Regions from separate parts of the Homo sapiens genome. Here all the other regions are linked to region 1. Evidence: read pairs that join two places in POLR2A ChIA-PET (ENCODE). Cell type or tissue: PC-9. All regions are shown on one strand.

Region 1 (5,000 bases):
GAACACAAGAAGGACAATTTGACTAACCATGCCCCAGGCTTCTGGAAGCCCAAGCCCAGCCTCCTGATGGTGCCACCAGGCCCTCCCTTCCCACCCCAGTGGCTCTGCCATGTTTCATGTCTCCACCATCTCCCCAGATCCCTGCATTAGCCTCCTCACTGACGCCCAGCCTACAGCCTAGCCCTTGCCATACTCTCGCTACAAGAGCCATGGTCCAGGTGTGGTCATACACATTTGGGCAGACCGCTCCCAGCTCTCGTGGCTACCCACTCACAAAGCGGGGCAGGGTAGCATATAGCACACATATATGATTTCTCCGCCTGCATAATATTTGTCGTGTGTGTGTATGTGTGCATGTGCATGTGTGTAGCCACACGTTGGTGAGTTTTCCTGCCTGGATGTGAGAGCTTTGGGGTTTAGTGACAGGTGTGCTAGGCCTCCCTCCCCATTTCCCTGCTGCTCCATCCCACTGCCTGTGACCCTGCCCTCTTCTTCCCCACCTCCTTCTGCCCTCTTCCCCCCAACCCCTGCTCCTAAATCAAGTCCTCCAATTTGTTATACAGAGTACTTAAGAACTGGAAGATTTTGTGCAGGGCACAGTGGCTCATGCCTGTAATCCCAGCACTTTGGGAGGCCGAAGCAGTGGGTCACTCGAGGTCAGGAGTTTGAGACCAGTCTGGCCAACATGGCGAAACCCCATCTCTACTAAAAATACAAAAATTAGCTAGGAGTGGCGGCGCATGCCTGTAATTCCAACTACTGGGGAGGCTGAGGCATGAGAATTGTTTGAACCTGGGAGGCAGAGGTTGCAGTGAGCCGAGATCATCCACTGCACTCCAGCCTGGGCGACAGAGGAAAAAAAAAAAAAAAAAAAAAAAAAGAATTGGAAGAGTTCATGCTAACCGGACATTACATGCCCCCTGATGTGATACAATATGAAGTACACAGAACTATTTATTAAGTTTTCATGCCAGAAAAATCTAATCTGAATCCATTTGAGACAGAATTTACAGGAAGTACAGGAAAGAGAGAAACAAGTTAAACAGCACCATAAGGAATCAGCCTGACAAATCCAGAAGATGTCATGTCATAAAAAAAATGAGGAGGATGGTTCTAGACTAAGAGATTTAGGACACAGCTCCCAACCTGAAAATAAAATTTAAAAACAATTCTACTTAAAGTAGCAGCAAAAAGAATAAAACATTTAGAAATAAATTTGGCAAAATAAGTATAAAATTGTACACTGAAAGCTATAAAGCATCACTGAAAAAAGTTAAAGACTTAAATAAATTGAAAGGTGCTCCATGTTCATGGATTGGAAGACTTAAAATTGTTAAAAGGACAATATTCCCCCAGTTGACCTACAGGTTTAACAAAATCCCAGCGGCCTTTTTTTCCCCTGCAGAAATTGACAAGCTGAGGCTAAAATCCATATGGAAATGCAAGGAACTCAAAATATCCAAGATAATCTTGAAAAAGAAGAACAAAATTAGAGGACTCACATTTCCCAACTTCAAAACTTAGTACAAAGCTACAGTAATCAAGACCAGCCTCTGGCATAAGGATGGATGTATATAGATCATTGGAACAGAATTGAGAGTCTAGTCAATAAATAACAACAAAAAGACAAATACAGGCCAGGTGTGGTGGCTCATGCCTGTAATCCCAGCACTTTGGGAGGCCTAGGTGGGTGGATCACTTGAGGCCAGGAGTTCAAGACTAGCCTGGGCAACATAGCAAGACCTCGTCTCTACAAATATATATTTTTTTAATTAGCCAGTTGTAGTGGCATGCACCTGTAGCCCCAGCTACTTGGGAGGCTGAGATGGGAGGATCACTTGAGCCTGGGTGGTGGAGGCTGCAGTGAGCTGACATGACAACACTGCACTCCAGCCTGGGCAACAAAGCAAGACCCTATCTCAAAAACAAAACAAAACAAAAAGATAAAGTAAATATGGAAAAATTGCTAATAATTATTAAATCCAGTTAATGGGTACTTGCGTGTTCATTATATCACTCTCTCTATTTATATATATGTTTCATATTTTCCCATAATAAAAAGTCAAAAAATGGAAATTTTTATAACAAAATGCAAATCTCTAGTTCATCTTGGAAAATCAAGAGTTGGCTGGGCACAGTGGCTCACGCCTGTAATCCCAGCACTGTGGGAGGTTGAAGCGCATGGATCACCTGAGGTCAGGGGTTTGAGACCAGCCTGGCCAAAATGGACAAACCCCTCCTCTACTAAAAATACAAAAATTGGCTGGGCGTGGTGGCACATGCCTGTAATCCCAGCTACTTAGGAAGCTGAGGCAGGAGAATCGCTTGAACCTGGGAGGTGGAGGTTGCAGCGAGCCGAGATCATGCCATTGCACTCCAGTCTGGGCGACAGAGCAAGACTCTGTCTCAAAAAAAAAACAGAAAGAAAAATCAAGAGTTGTGCTAACATTAAATCCATGTTTCTCTGGGGCAGCCATTAGCTAGGAAGGGGCAGCTTCCCCCAAGAGGGCTTGCAGAGACCGGGGAGACCTGGTTCCCATGGTCCCACCACCCTCTAGTGAGTAGGACACAAGCCTGCGGCCTGCCTGGCCCCTGGAACCTTTTAGCTTGTAACGTCAGACTCTCACTCCACCAGGCATTCAAAGCCCGTACTAACCTGGCCCTGGGCTGCCTTCTCGGCCTCATCTCTAATCTTTCCCCACCCATTCCAGCATTCTGGATGACTCATTGCTCCCAAAATACATCACGCACATTCCTACCTTCATGTCTTTGCACATGCTAGTTCCTCTACCTGGAACGACCTTTCTCTCTCTTTTCCACCTGGCAGACTCCCAACCAGAGGTGGCCCCTGCAGGGAGCTTTCCCAGACCTCCTCTGGGACAGCTAGTTGCTCTTTCTGTTGGACCCCATCAATTTCATCTCCTTCCTCCCTCTCCACCACCAACTGTCCAATCCCTGCATGGCTTCGCCCTCAACGTGGGGGTCTCCAGAGGACGCTGCCCACACTGATTCACCACTGGGTGTCCAGCGCCCTGGCACAAGCCTGGCACAGGGTAAGTGCTTCTTAAAGTTTGTGAAGGAAAACCAACCGAAGGTCAGATCGTGGTTAAGAGCATTCTAGAACCAGGTCACCTGGCTTCAACTCCCAGCTCTGCCATGACTCAGCTGTGCAACCTGTTTGAGAAACTTAACCTGTCTGTGCCTCAGTTTTTTCATCTGTAAAATGAGAATAACAGTACCTTCCTCACAGGGTTGTTTTGAGGATTAAGTAAATTAATATATCCCCACTGGGCACGGTAGCTCACATCTGTAATCCCAGCTCTTAGGGAGACTAAGGCAGGAGGATAGCTTGAGCCAAGGAGTTCGAGACCTACCTGGGCAATATAGCAAGACCCTGTTCTCCACAAAAAAGGGGGAAAAAAAGTTAATACATGTAAGGTACTTAAAATCATGCCCGGTTCCCAGAAATAAGGACTAGATGAATGCATATTAAATAAAAATTAAATAAGCAGGCTCAAAGATGGGCAATTACCAAGACCCTCCCTGAGACCTGGTCCAGTGTCAGGCCCTCTTCCCTCTGGTGACCTGTGTCCCCCATGGTGTGGAAATGAGTGTTGGCAGTGCAGAATCACAGCCTGAAGTGACACCAAGTCCATTTTGCTCATTAGTTAAGGAAAAGGCCTCCGTGGGTGCCTACGGCTCTTTCATACCAGTAAATCTCTTGCCAGTTTCTCTTTTAAACAAAAAGAAAACAAACTTTAGGCTCAGTGCCTTTGGGCATCAATAGTTTGATGTGGAACTTGAATAGCATTGTTCTGTTTTCAGAACTTGCTGTGATATTGATTTCGCATTTTCAATAGTGATTAGAAAGTCTTCCTTTTCAATAAATGTACTTACGTATTTTTAAGTAAGTTGATTCAAAGATGAAGATTAAGACAGTAAGTAGAGATGGTGTGTGAAGGTAACAAAAACTGGGACTGGGGCCTGCAGAAGATGAACATTTGGGAAGCACAGTTGTAGGGACTGAGAGAGAAGACAGGGCCTTCCCTTGGGGCAATTTCATTCTTGGGTTAGTACAGAATGACACAGGATTGATAATAACAGCTTACACCTCCTTGCATGCTTTCCAAGCACCGGCCCTTTACATGAGCTACTTCTTTTACTCTCTGCAGCATTACTTTCAGGGAGGAGGTAATATAATTCCCATTTGATTAAACAGGAAAGTGAGCCCAGAGGGGTGAGGTAACTTGCCTAAGGTCACACAGTTTATAAGAGGCTGAAGCCAGATTCAAACCTAGGTCCATCCAATGCCACTGCCCATGGACTACATAGGTTCCTGCTCACCAGAGAAATTCAGCTCCCAGCAACTCAAAAAACCAACTCTAAGCTATGATCAGCTTCGGAGTTTCCAGAGCCAGCATGGGGAGGAGATGGAGGTGGGGGGCTGAGGGGATAGAAGACAGACAGATGCCACCCTGGTACAAAACCTGAGATGCTCCAAACCTCACACCCTAGGACAACTGAGAACTCAGGGCCATGCCCTGCCTCTGCCACGGGGGCACAACAGCAGGAAGACTAGACAACAGCAATGGCAGCTGATGCTTACAGACTACTTCCTGCTTGTCAGCCCTGTGGCGTGTGTATATACCCTTCGTATAGAGGCTCTGCTTCAACCTTGTGAAAACTCTTTGAGGTGCGTCTTCTAGAAGTTAGAAATTTGAGGTCTGGCGGGAAGAAAAGATATAGCAAGCAAGGGGCTGAGTCTAAGCCTTACTCTTAACACTCACTGTGCTCCTTCCAGAAAACAAGCATTTGTCAGGGTGTTGGCATGACAACCTGAAAACTTTAGGCGCCTCCCCAAACATACCAGCTTCCCTCCACAATCCAGTATCTATGACCTTAAAAGGCATCACAAAAGAGTTCTTAGCTACAAAATCAGAAGACATAAATCTAGTTCCCTCTCGATCGCTTTGTGGCTGTGAGTATATCTGTATCCTTTT
Region 2 (5,000 bases), 62 kb before region 1:
ATCTCTAACTCCTAGGCTCAAGCAATCCACCCGCCTCAGCCTCCCAAATCCCTTGTACTTTTTATTGGTGTGCAATATGATAAAAAGAAGCTTGGTTTATGAAACTGCAGTTCCTAACTGGATGCTACTGTTTAAGGCCCAGTGCCAGAGCCCCTACCCCCTCCTTCTCTCCTTCCCCGAACTCCGTCTTTACACTTTGGCCATGACCACTGTCACCCAATTCACCTAGAGTGAGCGTCCCATTCCGCCTCAGTCAGCCCCCAGGGCCACCTGTGATTGTTCAGGCTGTGCAATGCCATCCTGACTCCAACAATCCCTGGGGGAGAGGTGACGGATATCCTAACTACCCTGCTTCGATTATGATACATGGTATGCATGTACCAAAATATCACATGTACCCCATAAATATTGTATATCAAAGATGGAGAATTACTGTAAAAAACAATGACCGGAGGAAGAGAAGCCTTTTTCCAGTTTACACCCTGGCCGTGTCTGGCTGGCAGCAGATTCTCCACTTCCCACAGCCAGAGCCTTTTAAAAACTGGTTTGGCCCCAATGCCATTGCTGCAGCTGGAACGGGTACAGCTGGCTCATCTAGGATAGAAAGTGCATGGCCAGCTTTGTGTGAAAGGAGAGGAAACTCTCCCCCTGCACGTAGCTGCTGCTGCTGGATTCCAAATTCCTTGTCCTGTCCTCCTATCTTCCCCATATCCTGCCCCAACTTATCCTTGAGGCACTGTTCCACTGCAGCCCTGCCCACTCCCGCCAGAGCCATGGGCACACCAGCCACCACCCTTCCAGGGAATGCAGTGCGGCAGAGCACATAGGCCACATCGCTGGCCGTTCAGCCACCTCACGCAGCCTCAACTTCCTCATTTGTAAAATGGGCGTAATGACAGCAACTAGCTCATTTGGTGGGAAAACATAAGATCATCTAGGTAAAGTCCTGGCACAGTGCCTGGTGCACAAGTCGTCACTGAATATTACCTTTTGGTTGATCTGTGCAGGACAGTTCCCCAGGCGGCCTTGGGCCAACCCATCAACCCAGTTCTCCTTGCCTGCCCCCCACCCCTGCCCACCTCCCCCGCAACTTTTTTTTTGAGACAGAATCTCACTCTGTCACCCAGGCTGGAGTGCGGTTGTGTGATCTTAGCTCACTGTGCAACCTCCACCTCCTGGGTTCAAGCGATTCTCCTGCCTCAGCTTCCCAAGTAGCTGGGATTACAGATGTGTGCCACCACACCTGGCTAATTTTTGTATTTTTAGTAGAGTTGGGGTTACACCATGTTGGCCAGGCTGGCCACGAACGCCTGACTTCAAGCGATCCACCCGCCTTGGCCTCCTGAAGTGCTGGGATTACAGGCGTGAGCCACAATGCCCAGCTACCCACTTTTTTGCTTAAGGTTCTCAGGACTAACTTGGCGTGTGCTGGGAATGCAATATCCTGAGATACGCAGGAACTGGCTACAACAGCCCAGGCTCTATTCCTCTTTCCCCTACAAACGGGGTATCCTTAGGTGTTTTAGCCCAGCCTATCGTGTTGCCCCTGAAGTATACAACCTGGGCTGGGCTGTCTTTTGGGGTATCTCAGATGTGGTACAATTGGGGCACACACACAGAGACTCCATTCACCCCGGGCAGATTTCCTGAGCCTGGGGGACTGGCTTACAATGAATCCCAGGCTTCTGTTGTCCCTTGCTGCCTGTCTGTAAGTAATAAACCCATTTCATTTCATGTAACTTGTGTACGTGGGTGTTCTATCTCACCAGATTCAGGCAAGCTGCTCACCAGCACACAGAAACTCTGCTCCACAACCTGGGATCTAGTTGAAACTCCGGCACTAGTGCCAATTTGAGAGGGCTCAATGTCTGGGTAAAAATACACTTCTACCCCTGTCCTTCAGTTTCCCCATCTATAAAAGAGATGGTATGCCTGTAATCCCAGCACCTTGGGAGGCCGAGGTGGATGGATCACTTGAGACCAGGAGTTCAGGACCAGCCTGGCCAACATGGCAAAACCTCATCCCTACTAAAAATACAAAAATTAGCCAGGTGTGGTAGTGCATGCCTGTGGTACAGGTAACCCATAAAGTCACTTCCAAACCTCACATTCTATAAAGCTGTGATTCCCAGAGGCTGAGAGCTCACCACCACCTTTTTTGTACTTTCATTTTAAATATTTAAATCTTCAATCCATTTGCGAGTGACTTTAGTGCAAAGTATGAGCCATGGATCTAAGTTTACTTTTTCCCCAAATGGTTGCCCAGTTGTCTCTTTGCTATGTATTAAAGGTTCCATTTCACCTTTTTGAGTGACACTCCTTTAATTAGAAAATTGGGTCCATTTCTGGATTTTAAAAATCTTATTCCATTGATCCATTGATTTTAGTGTAGATTTTTAATACAATGAAGTATTTTTGTGGGTGAAGCAACCTCTAGTTTCTTTCTGAAATATTTTAGATGTATAAACAGTACAGAGAGAATATAACTAGCACCTAGGCAACCTCCACCAATCTTAAACTTCAGTCAGAACTCAACTCCCCACACACAGTTATAGTCAAAGTTCCCATGTGCTTCATTCTGCCAGTTTCCATCCTCCTCTGAAAGTAGCTGCTTCGAGTTTGTTTTTTTAATCATTTCCATTATTTAAACACAAATGTAAATATCCACGATATATAATATTGCTTTATGTGTTTTAGAATTTTATGTAAATTTCTCATACTATAAATATCATTTTCCACTTACAGGTTTTTGAGATATATGTAATGTTGGTATATGTAGCTTCTTATTCTCATGGCTCTAAGAATTAAATGAGATAATCCTTGTATGCAATTAGAAGTGTCTGGAATGTGATAAACAAGGTTAGCTGTCATTATCAATGTCACTAATCATTATTTTTATTATCACCATTCCCACCAAAGGGATCAGAGGTTCACACATGACATTGTTGAGGAGCAGCAAAATGGAGCCACGATTTCTTTTAGGATAACAGGAGCCATTTTCCCTGCTCTGAGGTATGTTTGGATGGAAACATTGGGCTCCTTGTCAGCTGTTCCCTGGTGCTGTGCACAGCTTGCAGGAACGGCTCTGATTTTGTTTAATGACTCTGACAAGAACGCCAGACTTGGCCATGTGACTTGCTCTAGCCAATGAGACAGCAGCAAACATTATGCAAGCAGAAACTTGAAAAGTGCTTGCTCATTGGCCTTGCCCTCTCACTGCTCTTGGTCAGACCCATCACCATGAGAACAAGCCCATGCTAGCCTGTTGGATGATGAGAGACCCTGCAGAGAAAAGGAAGGTGCCCCAGCTGACATCAGAAAGCCCTGTGCCCATCCAGCAGCCAACTTCAGATGTACGAGTGAGTTCCAGCTGAGATAAACCAAACTTGGCGAAATCGCAGAACTGCCCACATGAACCTACCCCAAACTGCCATCCCACAGAGCTGTGAGCTCAATAAATAGTTGTTGTATTAAGTCACAGAGTCTGGGGTGGTTTGTTGTGCTGCATAAGCTAGCTGATACACCTGGTTATCTGACATCTCCAGCAATTACTGACCTGTATTTGCAGACTTAACTCTTGGTTACATGACCAGAAAACAATATTCCACGTGCATGAACCACAATCCACAAGAGACAGGCTCCCTTTCAGAAACATCAAACGATGTTCAACATTTGGCAGGTCTGAAAAGCTCTCATCCATACCATGAGTGTATAAAACATGCCTTGACCCATGATAATCACCAAGGGGCACTTTCTGGGGGTTGGTGCTATCCCCCCCAAATAGCAGACTCTTCCCAAGGGAATCACAGGTGATGTATAGGTGTTTCTAACTGGTCCTAATCCCAAATCCATGTCTGAAACCTCACCTTATACCTACATATTAACTTCATGGGTGCAAACACCACACCTGGTCATACCAGAAACCAGAGTTCCCAAAAAGGGTAAATGTCCTTCTGTACACAGCAAAGGCATGTTGGGCCATGCCTAGAGGAAAAGGAGGCAGAGGCTGCAGAGCTGGAAGCTCAGCTGTTTTGAGGCCCTGGGCTGACAGATCTTTGTCCACAGCCTTGCCAGGAAATGCCCCACAGTCCCACATTTGGAAGTGAACAAGCTGGAAGGGTGATTTTCCAACTGGACACAGCTGGTGACGATCAAGATAGTGACCCTGGATAACTGCCCTCAGACTCTGCAAGGCCAATTCTCACCATAGGTGGAGTTATTTGCCTGCATAAGCGATGGTCAGGCCCTCTCTCCTGCCCCCAGACACAGAGGAGGGACCATGCGCTTCCTGACATTGTGGCTTCAAATGCCACAACCACAAGGGCCATCCACTTAGGGACAACATTGGTGTCTGCCTCAGGAAGTCCCTTCCCACTCCACCTGCCTGGGAACACGCCCTCTGATGTGACAGCTTCTGGACTCATGTTATAAACAAGTCCTTTTTTAAGGGCCTGAAACATTGGAATAGAACCACCACCAACCCTGGAAAAAAAATGCAAATCCAAAATACCAAGTACTATACAAAGGTGCTCTAATTATTCTTGGTTCAAAATGATTCACAAGAGGAAAGGGAACCGACTCCGTATGTACGCGTGTCTATCTGAGAAAGAATAAGAGACGCTTTCTCTATGCGCATGCTTCCCAAAAATTAATGAATGAAATCTCTCATCCTAGTCCTTTACAGATTTATCTAAGGTTTCTTCCTGTGTTTGAATTCCTCTATTAGAAAAAAATTAATCAAAGCAATACATCCCTATGGCTAGAAATTAAATATTTACGGACCTATTATAGAAAGCAGTAATTTGCCACCCCCTCTCTCCACACCAACGCAACTCTCACAGTGTAATTCCTGATGACTACCTAGTATAACTCTAAGTAATATATTTATACCATTCTTTCTTGATTTATCAGCTCTGACATTACTTCTTCCCAAATTCCTCTAAAGGTTTTGAAAGATTACTTTGATTCCACCCCCCCCTTAGAAACATCACACCTTTAAA
Region 3 (5,000 bases), 660 kb before region 1:
AAGAAACTTAGATAGCTAGAAACCCAAATTCATGGGGCTTTGGAATCTGAGAGCTTACCCACAATCCCCAGTTGCTGTGAGAGAGGAATGGACAAAACAAGTCCAGCACGTCACTCATTTCGTCACTCGACGCTCCTGGGAGACCCTAGGAGCTCCACTTTGGTTCCTACTTCTGACACCAAATTGTTCTTTGCTTAATTAATGTTTAATTGGTCTAAAGTTAAATGAAAAACTGTAGACAAATTAAACAGATTAATTAAGCAAAGAACAATTTCTGAATCATTCAGTCCCCCAAACCAGAAAAGGTTCTGTGGCTGGGCGCAGTGGCTCACACGTTTGGGAGGCTGAGATGGGAGGATCACTCGAGCCCAGGAGTTCAAGACCAGCCTGGGCAACATAGCAACATCCCATCTCTTAAAAAAAAAAAAAAAAAAAAAAAAAAAGAAAGAAAGAAAAACAGGATAGGTTCTGAGAGTTTCCAGTGCTGCCGCATGGTCAGAGAGAATTTATGGACAGAAAAAGCAAAGTGAGGTAAAGTAACAGCTGGATTGCGTACAGCTTTGCATTTGCCTTATTTGAACACAGTTTGAACAGTTGGCCATATTTGATTGGCCAAAACTCAGTCATTTGGTATGAGGGTAGGATGTAGTCTGTTTACATACCCAGTTAGGTTATAGTTCACTATGTACAGAGAAACATTTAGGCTGAACTTAAAATATGTAAGGAAGCAGATTTAGGCTAAACTTAATTTTAACAGCTTGCTTATCTATTTCAGTATCTAGAATTCCACAATGCCTTTTTTTTTTTTTTTTTTTTTTTTTTTTTTTTTTTTTTTTTTTTGAGAGTCTCTCGCCCTGTTGCCCAGGCAGGAGTGCAGTGGTGAGATCTCAGCTCACCACAACCTCTGCCTCCTGGGCTCAAGCAATTCTCCTGCTTCAGCTTCCCACGTAGCTGGGATTACAGGTGTGCACCACCACACCTGGCTAATTTTTTTATGTTTAGTAGAGACAGGGTTTCATCATGTTGGCCAGACTGGTCTCAAACTCCTGACCTCAAGTGATCCACCTGCCTCGGCCTCCCAGAGTGCTGGGGTAACAGGCATGAGCCACTGCGCCTGGACCCACAGTGCATTTTTAACGGACCTGAGTTATTATAAAGGGCTTTGCTGTACTGAGCCGTGGCTGTCACACCATCATCTGTTTCTTTGATTCCTCTGTTCCTCATTCATGCATCCTGTACTACACTAGGCAAGACAGATAAAGAGCACAGATCCCCAGGCTTCAGCAGCCTGTGCTTTCAAACAAGGCAATACAGCATCTTCAGTATGAGTGCAGGTTCTGGAGCCAAAGTCTGGTTTTACTACCCACATTTAATCTCACTATTAAATGAAATTTATGGGAAGCCATTATTTTGGACTGAGCTTCTGCAATGGGCCCCAACAGAAAAGATCAAACCAAAATGAAGTTATTGATGCTAAAGTTATTTGTCACCAAACCAAACAACTAAACTGGTTTTCTGATCTTCGGAGAAGTCAGGAGAGAAAGATGACAGCCAAATCCCTAAACTGGCCAGTTTTGGTCTACATAATAAGGAAATTCCCTATGCTTTAGTCTTTATAAGAAAAGTAACCTGAAGGTAACTGATCTGCTTTTTGTATTATGCTATTTCCTTGTTTTTGCTCAAACTATCTTATAAAAACTGATCTGTCATGCCCAATGGAACATGAAATCTTTAGAGGAGACACTGCCCAATTTATGGTTCACTAATAAAAGCCAATTAGATCTTTTTTTTTTTTTTTTTTTTTGAGATGGAGTCTGGCTCTGTCACCCAGGCTGGAATGCAGTGGCGCAATCTCGGCTTGCTGCAAGCTCTGCCTCCGGGGTTCGCGCCATTCTCCTGCCTCAGCCTCCCAAGTAGCTGGGACTACAGGCGCCCGCCACTACGCCCAGCTAATTTTTTATATTTTTAGTAGAGACGGGGTTTCACCGTGTTAGCCAGGATGGTCTCGATCTCCTGACCTCGTGATCCACCCGCCTCGGCCTCCCAAAGTGCTGGGATTACAGGCGTGAGCCACCGTGCCTGGCCTCTTTTTTTTTTTTTTAAGACAGTCTTGCTGTGTCACCCAGGCTGAAGTGCAGTGGCACAATCTTGGCTCACTGCAAGCTTCACCTCCCAGGCTTAAGTGATTCTCCTGACTCGGCCTCCCGAGTAGCTGGGACTACAGGCATATACCACCACCCCTGGCTAATTTTTGTATTTTTAGTAGAGACAGGGTTTCACTATGTTGGCCAGGCTGGTCTCAAACTCCTGTTCTCAAGTGATCTGCCTGCCGTGACCTCCCAAGTGCTAGGATTACAGGCATGAACCACTGCGCCTGGCCACATCTTTAAACTAAATTTGTTGAAATTTTGTTTTTTAATGTCACTAAACTGTAAGAAAGAGAAAACCAGGAGCTGGCCTGTCAGTCACTGCCAGGCCTTGGTGTTCTGTGGAACATACATGTTTTCACAGAATAACAACATTGGACAAGACTGCTGTAAGACCACAATGGAACAAGACAAAAGCAAGTCTATTCCCCAATCATGTCTGAGCACAAACAAAACCAAGAACATGTCTAAACCTCAAAAGGACCAAACATACCCTTAGGCTGGCTGATATGAGTCACAAGCTGTCTTTACCAATTATAGGTATATCTCTACTCTAGATTTCCTGCCTTCTAGCAAAAACATTATTAAGATTCCACGTCATAGTACTCGTACCTTTGCTTCCTGACGACACTCAATCCAGAGCAAAGCTCTGCTTCCCTGAACCCTCTCCAAAATGATCTTACAGAAGCCATATTTGCCATTTTTAATTAATTAATTTATTTATTTATTTATTATTTATGAGACAGAGTTTCACTCTGTGGCGCAGGCTGGAGTACAGTGGCACGATCTCGGCTCACTGCATCCTCTGCCTCCAGGTTCAAGTGATTCGTCTGCCTCAGCCTCCTGAGTAGCTGGGATTACAGGCACCTGCCACCACATCCGGCTAATTTTTGTACTTTTAGTAGAGACAGGGATTCACCATGTTGGCCAGGTTGGTCTCGAACTCCCGACCTCAGGTGATGCCCCCACCTCAGCCTCCCAAAGTTCTGGGATTACAGGTGTGAGCCACCATGCCTGGTCAGTATTTGCCATTTTTAATACCTGTATTTTGCTGGGATATGCCTCACACCAGCTAACCCAGGATGTGCATGTTTCTGGAAGTCCTTGAGAAGAACCTTCGATGTGCTATAATCCTAAGGGTAACTTGCCTGCATTGCTCCCTAGTGGTCTGAGGTTTCAGCTGAGATAGTGAGGGTGGAGAGGGGCGGGTGTGATAGTGATGGAAACACACCCCATGTAGATCAGAGGCAGCAGAAGAGGGCAGGGAGAAAGTTGAGACCTGGCTTTGCTGTATACTACTTTGTAAGGCCCTGACCAAGGCTGGTGATCTCTCTGAACCTTGTAGTTCTTCCTCTAAAATGGAGCTTCCTTCTTCAGGGGACTGGTAAGAATTAAAAGCACAAAGTACATAAAAAGCTTTGTAGAACTGGACTCTTTTTCCTGGATCCTGGTACCAAGGCAGGATCATGACTTTCCCAGGACCCTTAGCAAAATGTCCTATTTAACTTTTTTTTAAAATGTAAACCGATTTTTAGGTAGGGTGTGCTGTCTCATGCCTATAATCCAAGCATTTTGGGAGGCCAAGGCGGGAGGCTCACTTGAGGTCAGGAGTTCAAGACTAGCCTGGGCAATATGGCGAGATCCTGTCTATAAAAAATGAAAAAATCAGCCAAGTGTGGTGATATGTGCCTGTAGTCCCAGCTACTCAAGAGGCTGAGGTGGGAGGATCGCTTGAGTCTGGATGTTTGAGGCTGCAGTGAGCCATGGTTGTGCCTATGGGCTCCAGCCTAGGTGACAGAGTGAGATCCTTTCTCAAGAAAACAAACAAACAGATAAAAAACACACACACACACAGCTGCTACTCTGGTTGAAGTAGGGGAATTACTTGGAATTCTCCCTCCAGGGACCACCACCCCCTTACATGCATCCTTTTTTTCTTTTATGTCCCTGGGGACATAGCCCAAAAGTTCCTGGTTTATACATTGTGCTATTCAAAATGCTGCAGTCTCCCACAAATGAAATCTAATTCCGTACACGTCATTAGGTCTCATAGATCCAATCCTGTTATGTAAAAGTTGAGGGAGTTACACAGTCCTTTTATGAAACAAGAATTTGTCAAATCAAATGTTGCTTCAGTCTTTGCAGTGGCCCTGGCTGCCACGAGATTCACCCTGCAGTACAAAGTGCTCCAGAAAACCACTTACATGAGCTGAGCCTCCTGAGCTGCCACGAGCTTCTGGGGCACACACTTCAGAAACATCCTCATGTGCTTTGCACTCACCCCCTGCTTCTGTTGTTTTGGTGATTGCTGCACATACATTCCAAAAAGAATCACTTACATGTGTTACAGGAAAGGGGTCCTGATCCAGACCCCCAAGAGAGGGTTCTTGGATCTCATGCAAGAAAGAATTCAGGGCGAGTCCACAGAGTAAAGTAAAAGCAAGTTTATTAAGAAAGTAAAGGAATAAAAGAATGACTACTCCAGGCCGGGTGCGGTGGCTCACGCCTATAATCCCAGCACTTTGGGAGGCTGAGGCGGGCGGATCACCTGAAGTCAGGAGTTCGAGACCAGCCTGGCCAACATGACAAAACCCTGTCTCAACTAAAAGTACAAAAATTAGCCGGGCGTGGTGGTGGGCATCTGTAATCCCAGCTACTCGGGAGGCTGAGGCAGGAGAATCATTCGAACCCGGCAGGCAGAGGTTGCAGTGAGCTGAGATTGCGCCACTGCACCCCAGCCTGGGCAACAGAGCAAGATTGTCTCAAAAAAAAAAAACAACAACAACAACAAAAAACTGACCCTACTAAGGGCTGCTGCTTGCCCATTTTTATGGTTATTTCTTGATGATATGC

Evidence for each region. ChIA-PET counts read pairs that join two places held together with the same protein. Peaks named below come from ENCODE experiments on the same cell type or tissue, not always from the same donor. Only the 100,000 strongest peaks of a DNase experiment are listed, where the experiment ranks them.
Region 2: POLR2A ChIA-PET joins it to region 1 with 6 read pairs; 3 of 35 experiments call an interaction of 5 or more read pairs at or near these places.
Region 3: POLR2A ChIA-PET joins it to region 1 with 40 read pairs; 1 of 35 experiments calls an interaction of 5 or more read pairs at or near these places.

The regions. Positions count from the first base shown.
Region 1 is chr20:44,149,109-44,154,108 of GRCh38, forward strand. All of the region lies in intron 2 of JPH2 (junctophilin 2), which reads right to left. It overlaps LOC124904909 (a long non-coding RNA gene), which reads left to right and starts at 2,810. Exons shown (of 2, transcript XR_007067596.1): 1 at 2,810-3,053. RefSeq lists an enhancer at 4,210-5,000. In PC-9, no CTCF peak of the experiment used is centred here; DNase peaks (open chromatin) are centred at 2,733 and 3,113; H3K4me3 peaks cover 306 bases; H3K27ac peaks cover 1,794 bases.
Region 2 is chr20:44,086,995-44,091,994 of GRCh38, forward strand. No RefSeq gene overlaps it. Among named protein-coding and RNA genes, the nearest start is that of JPH2, 98 kb to the right of the region's middle. RefSeq lists an enhancer at 2,995-3,289. In PC-9, no CTCF peak of the experiment used is centred here; no DNase peak of the experiment used is centred here.
Region 3 is chr20:43,489,630-43,494,629 of GRCh38, forward strand. No RefSeq gene overlaps it. Among named protein-coding and RNA genes, the nearest start is that of L3MBTL1, 16 kb to the right of the region's middle. In PC-9, no CTCF peak of the experiment used is centred here; a DNase peak (open chromatin) is centred at 2,662.